Regions from separate parts of the Homo sapiens genome. Here region 1 is linked to region 2. A link is a loop called in an ENCODE intact Hi-C map of the cell type or tissue named here. Cell type or tissue: IMR-90. All regions are shown on one strand. Links, peaks and the distances in the headings refer to the core of each region. The heading gives the core; the rest is flanking DNA. Region 1 overlaps UST (uronyl 2-sulfotransferase). Region 2 overlaps UST (uronyl 2-sulfotransferase).

Region 1 (4,397 bases), core at 328-4,327, 50 kb before region 2:
TAAAACAAAAAGTCATTGAATAGAAAAGAGATAGAATTGACCATTTTGCTGTGATACACTGTTCTCTTATTTTAGTATTTCTCACTTAGAACTAACAAAGGTTTTAACTGTTGAGTCAAAGGTATGCCATAGGACTTAGACCAATACCAGGTGGAAGGTAGTGAGAAGGATTGTCTAGAAGGAAGTGTGAGATGCCGTTAGACATCCAAGCTGAGGTGCTAAGGAGTTAGTAGGTACCCGAGCTTGGAGTTTGAGGAAGCAATCAGGCATTTAAATCATTCTTTTTAGGAGTTTTTAGGAACTTCAGTTCTTATGGAAACATTGAGTATTCTACACATCCATGTAAAAGCTTAACAGACTGGACTTCCTGTTTCCACTGAGGTTGAATAGAAATGACAGTAACAACAGTCACAATATTTAACTTTTATCAAGGGCTTACTTGGTGCTTAATCCTGACTTGGGTGCTCTGTATGCATTATTCCACTTAATCCCAGACCATGTCTATGACCTGGATACCATCATTCTCTTCATTTACACAAAAAGAGATAGATACGGAGAAATTAAGAAAATGACCCAGTATCATACAGATAGCTAAGTCATGGCATTGAGTTATAAGGGGATAAATTATGAGATGGACTTCTGCACAATGTGTGTCCTCTAAAATAGGTCTTTTCCCCCAAACTCCATGATTAGTGCTTCTGTTCACTTATTAAAAACACTGGGCCAGGCGCAGTGGCTCACGCCTGTAATCCCAGCACTTTGGGAGCCCGAGGCGGGCAGATCACTTGAGGTCAGGAGTTCAAGACCAGCCTGGCCAACATGGAGAAACCCTGTCTCTACTAAAAATACAAAAAATTAACCAGGTGTGGTGGTGCATGCCTGTAATCCCAGCTGCTCGGGAGGCTGAGGCAGGAGAATCGCTTGAACCCGGGAGACGGAGGTTGCAGTGAGCCAAGATTGCACCACTGCACTCCAGCCTGGGCAACAAAGTGAGACACCGTCTCAAAAAAAAAAAAAAAAAATTGCAGACCCTTTGGCTAAGGAGCAAACTGGGCTAATGTACTAGTAATAGTTCCTTCTTACAAGCCATTGCTAAGATTTTGGTATAAAGAGTTAGTTAATGTGGTATTTCGTTCATTAAGTGAATACTGAGTACCTGCTATTTTCCAGGCTCTGTTCTAGGAACTGAAGCAATGAACAGGTCACACAAGTCCCTGTTCTCATAAAGCTTGTACACTAGCTGAAAGAGAAAGACGGTAAACAAGTAAATGAGTGTGCTATTTTAGACAGGGTATTCAGAGTGGGCATCTATAAAGAAGTTCCATTTGAATAGAGACTGAATGAAGAGGGTGGGGAAGAGCTTTTCTGGAAGAGGATAGAGCCAGTTCAAAAGGCCCCTCATTGACAAGAGGCTGGAGTGCTCTGAACCACAGAGAAGGCTGTGGTGGCTAGTGGTGCATGGAGGGGGAGGTGGGGCCTGGGTGATGCAGGGCCTTACAGACCATGGCGAGGAGCTGACTCTTTTGTGTGTAGAGAAATTGAGTTTAAGCAGAGGGCTACCATGATCTAGTAGATAAGGCTGAACGATCTCTCTGGTTGCTATATGAGTAGGAGAGGAAATTGGTGATAGAGACACAAGGCATCTCTCATATGGCCCAGAGGGACTGGTGAGAAGTGGTCAGATTTGAGTTATATTTTGAAAGCCAAGCCAATAGGACTTGTCTTTGGGTTGGTACCTATAGCATAGGGGAAAAACATGGATCAAGAATGACTCTTGGGCTTTGGCCTGAAAAATGGGACACGTTTGGAGGAAGGGATATATTGTATAACCCAATAAGGAAGACAGTGGAGGCAGAAATTTGCAGGATGGAATTGGAGCAAATAGGGTTCTGTTTTGGACAGGGGAAGTGTGAGATGCCTTTAGACATCCAAGCTGAGGTGCCAAGGAGTTAGTAGGTACCCGAGCCTGGAGTTTGAGGTAGGAATCAGGCATTTAAATCGTTCTTTTTTAGGAGTTTTTAGGAACTTCAGTTCTTATGGAAAATTTAGTATTTTAGAAATATTTAGTTGTTGAGGCTGTCTTCGATCCTTGAGATTGATTCCTGGAGAACATGCTGGTGTGTGCTGGGATTTCTCACGCTTCCCCTGGGGAAGGCATATTCCCATGCTGAGCAGATGGGAGCTCCAGGCAGCCGCACCAGCTGCACGGTGGTAGAATATTTCTAAATAGTTCTCTAGGCACAGGCAGCTATTTTTCTGAATTCTTTGACTCATATAACCTCTTTACTAAATCCAACATAGATCTTACATCCTATTCATGCACGCTCTCAGTGGAGTTCAGAAGTACATTAATTAAGGTCTAACAAATTGTTCATCATGTTCACATTTAAAAGGGTCCTAAAATAGCCCAATCATGGGCATGCTGGGTGTTTGTGTTTAAGTGTCTTATACACTAAAACTGGACCCTGATGTTCCTTTACTATATACAAATGGCCACTGTGAACACCAAGTGGGCTATAAATCAGAAGATGACAAAGAAAAGGGGAAGGATGATGACTCAGTATGGAAAAACCTATAAGCCAGAACCCGCTTATTTATTATGTTTGGATACATTTCCCCAGTTCAACTGTCCCTGGCTTAAGCCCTGCTTCCCCCTTCTTAGTCCAGTTTCTTAAGTCATTTTTGCTCTCTGCTGTCAAAAGCACCTTTCATCCACTCAGACTAAGACACTGACCTTATCCCCCAATCATCTACTGTTCTCTAGAGGTATTCTTGCAGTTCCGTTCCATGATTTTCTACATTTCATTCCATTAGCTTGTTTGGTCATTTTTACTTTTCTGGTGAGATGATTTTCCCTAGACTCACAAGAGTTACCCCTCTTGGATAGGCGCCTTCGATTATACTGATTGCATCTTTGGCTCCCCAGGTGATCAGATGTCTCCAGATGGTAATGTTTACAGTGCCTGCCTCACACAGAAGCCTGAGATGGCAGGAAGGACTCTAGGTAGGCTTTTCAGATGGGTAGATGCCTGAACATGCTCTGGAAAAACCAGTCTTCTCTCCTCTCTGCAGTTTACCAGCTGTGTGACTGTGCATAGGTTACTGAGTTTCTCCAGGCCTCTGTTCTCTCCTCTGTTAAAAGGGGACACTTCTAATCCATCTCTGGTATTTGCATTAAATAGATAAATACCTGTAAAGCACTTAGCAGAGTAGCTGCTACTGAAAGGAAGTCAGTAAACTTTAATTCCCTTCCAAATCCCTCTGAGTCTTTTATTCATCAGGAAACAATAGCCGTGCACTCTGAATACACACATGCCAGTAAATGGCTATTAGTGAAGACAAATCAAGCTCCGGAAGCAAGCTAGCCTGAAGAGAGAAGAGAAACAGACAATTTTAAGACAAATTGGAGAAAGAGAGTATGGGGTTCAGGACCGGCAGCATCAGTATCTCTTGGGAACTGGTTAGAAATGCAGGTTCTCAGACTGGGGCTGGGCAGTCTTGTTTCAACAAGCCCTGCGGGTAATTCTGAAGTACAATAACATTTGAGTACCAATGGTCTAAGCTAAACTCAGCAGATAATGGGTGAGAATAATGGTGCGTGTTACTGTGTGTGTTATGTATGTTTGTGTGCATACATAACCATGTATGTAGAATGTTTGTAACAGCTGAAACTATTAATCAAACATAGTAATATCAGCAAAATCCAGTCAAACCAGTGATTAATTCCCCATTTTTCTTTGGTACTGTTGTCTGAGCAGAAATACTGTATAACTAGAATGCTTATCTTCAATAACTTTGCACTAAATTCATTTGGGATTTAAAAAACGGATTCATCAACTTTTTCCTTTATTTTCTAGGAAATTCCACTTACTTGGATGACCATGGACCACCTCCTAGTAAGGTAAGATCTTTGCTTGTGATATAAGTCCCCTTTTTCTTTTATCTTACTTACAGCCTCCAACAAGCAGAACAGATCTCTCCTGGACACGAATCATTCACAAGAAACAGTAGATGACATATGTGAAATTGATGTTTAACTTCTAACAAGGAGGAAGCAGAAAAGCATGATGATAGCCCAGATGACAGGGAGAAGGAGCCATTGTTGAATCAGTGGCTGTTGCTGCCCAGGCATTGGAGCCTGAGACTGACTTCAGACCTCTGGCAGCTTCTCCTGTTTGCACCTCATTTTCATTTGCCTTGGCATCGATGCTGGCCCACAGTGTGATAGCCACACCCGGCCTCCCCATGCCTTCGGGCTTTGGGGCTAGACTCACATCTGTCCTGTTCTCTCCAGCCTAACTGGGTTGGGATACTCCACTTGAGGCCCTGCCAATACCACCTCAAGGCTGCCCTGGCCTGGCCTGTGAGTCCACTTTTGTTTTTCCTGTAAGCAGTTT
Region 2 (4,397 bases), core at 157-4,156:
ACTATGCACATAACAGATAGACCCAGATGGACTTGTAAATGATCTATGGCTATATTTATTTTTCTGTAGGTAGCATTACACATGGAATTGTTTCAAGTGGGAACAGGGGAAGAGAAGAAAGCCAAAGGTTCAGATTTGGCATAGCTCTTGGAGAAGATGGGCTTGAATAATGAGAAGCACGCAGGATGTCATTTGAGAGTTGTGGATGGAAAGAGCCTTCTGTTCAGGAGGATTGCAATGAGGGGAAATAGAATTCTGAGATCGGTTCTGTGTATTTCCTCCCCTAGAATGGAGGAAAGGAGACTGGGAGCAGAAGAGATGATGGTAATTAGAAAACAGATGTGTGTGGCTCAGATGGTTTGATGGGCAAAGGCCAGTGAGAATCACTGCCGAGTTCTGGGAGGCTTTGGCGATGATCTCAAAATGGGAAGCTTGAAATGATTAAAACTGTGGAAAGGAAGAGAAAGATAAAAGGAAGATAAAGGTAGATTTATTATGGGACAAGCCCAAACAAGAATAGGACAGCCAAGGTGTCCAAAATAAAACTGGGAACGCCTATGGAGTTGGAACCCATGTCATCAGCACAAATTACTGGAACTTTGTTTTTTCTGTTTCTTTAATGAATATATTCCACAAACAAGGAAACACGGTAAAATCTAGTTTTAACTTTTAAGGCGTTTTCCAGATTATATCTTGGTAGCAATATGGACTGAAATTAATTTAATAGCTTCAGAAGAAAATATCATTTATTGGGTTATAACCTAACTTTCCCCTTTTTATAAGTGAGGAAACTGGGGCTCAAGGGTGTGAAGTGACTGGCTTCTAGCACCACAGTGTCCTAGGAACTTTAACATGAGGATTTGCTGAGTGGATTTAAACTGCTCACAGTCCTATGGACAGTGAGGAACAGAATTGTCCCTGAATTCAGGCCTTGCACAGCCCTGGCTGTGACTCTTTCAAGTGTTAGTTTGATTAACCATGAAATGGAGTTGCTGAAAAATCATGAACTGCAGTTTTATTCGTCAAGCAAAGTCATTTCACAGTCAGTATAATATTCATGCTAAGGGTCTAATGCTTTAACAACATTCAGTATAAATTTCAGTTAACCTACACATTCAGTTAACCAGCACACCTGTTCTCTAACTAGCCTGGGAGAGTGTGAGCATACTTATGAGGTTAATTATGACTGGTAAATGTGAGTGGAGCTCATCAACACACAATGAGACCCCAGGAAGACACAACAGTGCCCTTCGCCCCAACTCCTCTCCAGGATCACGCAGGCAACCTTCTCCCCAGCCTTAATCCCTCAGAAGGCTTCAAGGACCCACTCAGCCACTTAATACAGAAAGCTGGGAGTCCTCTGTGACAGCACTTCCTCAAAGCTGATGGAGTTGGCAGAGGGCCCTGGTGAGCTTTTTAGAGAGAGACTCCTGACTCTCATCCTAGACTGTGATTCAGTTCGTCTTAGAGTGTGGCCCAGAAATCTGCATTTTTAAAAGTTCTGTGAGGAATTTGAATATACAGTTATTTGCGAACCACAGCTTGTACTATATTAAGTATCATTTTGCAGAGAATTAAAAGCAGCACTGATGTTAATTCTTCCAACATTACCAATCCCCAGAAGAGCTCTATAGACTCTGGGTCTCATAGACTATGAAAGTCTTGGTCCAGACCACATTTACTTTTTACCTAGAAAGCCTTCCTTCTCTTCTCCCCATTTCAAACCAGGGCTAAGCTATTGAACTTGTGGATGTCATCTGGTGGTGGTTCCTGTCGTGCTCAGGATCTTGGAAAGATTTCTGTTTATCTGGCACGCTCCACACAGGCCTGTCAGGCTCTGGGGATTTGTGGCATTTGCAGAACTTACAAGGCAGGCAGCATAAAAATATATAATTCATAGAATGAAAGATTTTGGAGGCCCCTTCACTTTTACAAATTGGCCATAAAATAGAAATCACAGACATAACATTCATATAACCGCAGTTGCCAAGAATGAAGAATCACTTGGGGGAGGGAGAGGGTGCTTGAGGAGTTTCATGTGTACTTCTCTATAGGGCACCTAAAGAAAGAGTGAGCATTCAAACTCTCTGTGCAAATGATAATAGGAACATTAAAGTAGAGGATAGAGTTCTCGGCCTGACAATTGCAAGTATCTGTTAAGGATAATGAAGATTTCGAGATTGATCCTAAGAGGTCTTTAAAAGTCTTTTCACAGTGATTGAGTTTATCATTTGAGGGCATTTGCTTGTCCTGATAGACATTCCAAATATACTTAGGATTTTGTATACATTTTACTATAACTTACTGCTTCTTGGTTTTTTCCTTTCCCAGTGGAAGCAGTTGACAATATTTGAGGCAGCTGTCTACTTTGACCGCCTGTGATATATCAGGGGAAGGAGGGAAGGGAAAAGTATACATCCTGCCACCTTCTTCTCCAATTAGCTGCGTTGACACTCTGGGCTTCCATTAGCTTTCTAGAAAGAGTCCTTAGGAAGGAGAGAGAGGCTAATCTGCTCCTGTCAGTTCCACTTAAGCCTTCTGGGGACTTGAGTCATGGCTGAGTAATGGCTGATGATACTGGTTGTGATCGCCGACTGTTGAAAAACAGTGTATTCAATGAGGTTGGATACATGCAAGACATAAAAAAGGAAAGAGGATCTCTGTCACAGAAGTCAAACTAAAAATTCTCTTCACTATTTGATTTGTATATTAAAGAAGTGTCATCTTAGGAGTCAGGAGAGCCGAGAGCTGGGCTTTCGTGGTTATGTGTCACTCTAGCTTTGTGACCTTGAAGATGCCAAATGATATTTCTGGGCTTCAGTTTACTCATGTAAAAATAGTTGTAATATCTACATAGTGTAAAGGAAAATTTCATCCAAATCAAACACAGATTGGGCTGGAGATGGGGGTGATAGAGGGTGATAGTTGTGGCTAGGGGGTGTTGAATGGATGAATTATTCTAAATTGCTTCTGGACCTCAAACTCCATTATGTTAGGAATCTGTGATCCACGGGGAGTATGGGGGGCACACAGAGGGAGTTACTTGGATGCTACTAATGATACTTAAGCCATTTGATAATTTACACTCTTAGAGAAATGCACAGCCAGAGTAAAAGACAGTTATGCTGTTTCATTCTGTATTGTTAAACAAGGATGAAAAGGGTTTACATGTCACAGAACCTAGGACAGGGTCAGTCCCTCCCTCCTTAAAAATCAGTCCTTTTTTTTTTTTTTTTTTTTTTTTTTTTGCCATCTTTCCAGAAAGTGCATTTCAAATAAAAGGTGATGAACATTTTTAAAGCAGACCTTCAGAAACAAATCTATCTTATTTTCTTTTTGTTTATTTATTTTTATTTTTTTGAGACTAAGTATCACTCTGTCACCCAGGCTGAAGTGCAATGGCGCGATCTCAGCTCACTGCAATCTCTGCCTCTCGGCTTCAAGCGATTCTCCTGCCTCAGCCTCCTGAGTAGCTGGGACTACAGGCACCTGCCACCACTCCTAGCTAATTTTGTATTTTTAGTAGAGACAGTGTTTCACCGTGTTGGCCAGGCTGGTCTCGAACTCCTGACCTCAGGTGATCCACCCACCTCAGCCTCCCAAAGTGGTGGGATTACAGGTATGAGCCACCATGCCTGGCCATCAGAAACAAATCTATAGTTCTACCAGGAACAGGAGGAATCTGCTTCTTGTTAACACTGTATCCAACATCTACACATTGATTTAGCTGCTTAATTCGGCAAGTTTCAATGCATTACATAGGTTCTTTTAGAAAATGATTAAAAACCCCACCCTAAATTTCAGACAGGTTTACTTACGTTTGTGGTAGTGCATTAGGTGTCTTTAAAACTCACAAGGCTGATTCCAGAAATTTTAGTGAAAACACATTTCCTGCTTTTATGTTCATATCATGTAGGTGTGTATTGGTATTTAGAGAAATGATAGAAGTACCGTCACTGTGAGGATGTTAAGCCCTCCTTTATCTCAAGTTATTATCGTAGACCCAGCTGCAGAAATGACACAGGATGTTTTGTTCTTATAGACGCGTTCTTTTTAAATAACAAACTTTCAAACTATTAGTTGGAAGCTTGCCACAAACTAATAAAACAATTAGAATTAACATCTTTTAAAAAATGAATTACCCAATAGCCTAAAGGTAAATAACATCTTTGGTTATTAGTAAAAAGAATCAGATAGATACTAAGCCTGCTACTGTGCTGATTACCCAAACAATTCAGGAGAAATTAAGTGATTTCACCTAAGTTTTCTAGGTAAGTGCCTCAGTTATTCACTTAAACTGTCCAAGAGGCACCTGTACTCTTGTAATAAAGTACTTACCTATGTGGTAACTCCCATCTTCTAGGTCATTAATTCAGATGTAACACATTCTTCCTTGC

The links. A loop is a pair of places that touch in the nucleus more often than their neighbours do. Peaks named below come from ENCODE experiments on the same cell type or tissue, not always from the same donor. Only the 100,000 strongest peaks of a DNase experiment are listed, where the experiment ranks them.
Region 1: a loop joins it to region 2, with 2.0 times the contacts of the local background. A loop is called at or near these places in 4 of 110 quality-filtered maps.

The regions. Positions count from the first base shown.
Region 1 is chr6:148,883,129-148,887,525 of GRCh38, forward strand. UST (uronyl 2-sulfotransferase) reads left to right here. Exons shown (of 8, transcript NM_005715.3): 2 at 3,858-3,901. Among named protein-coding and RNA genes, the nearest start is that of UST-AS1, 79 kb to the right of the region's middle. RefSeq lists a silencer at 1,411-1,460. In IMR-90, for the core only: no CTCF peak of the experiment used is centred there; DNase peaks (open chromatin) are centred at 2,263 and 2,573; H3K27ac peaks cover 145 bases.
Region 2 is chr6:148,933,354-148,937,750 of GRCh38, forward strand. All of the region lies in intron 2 of UST (uronyl 2-sulfotransferase), which reads left to right. Among named protein-coding and RNA genes, the nearest start is that of UST-AS1, 29 kb to the right of the region's middle. In IMR-90, for the core only: no CTCF peak of the experiment used is centred there; a DNase peak (open chromatin) is centred at 2,568.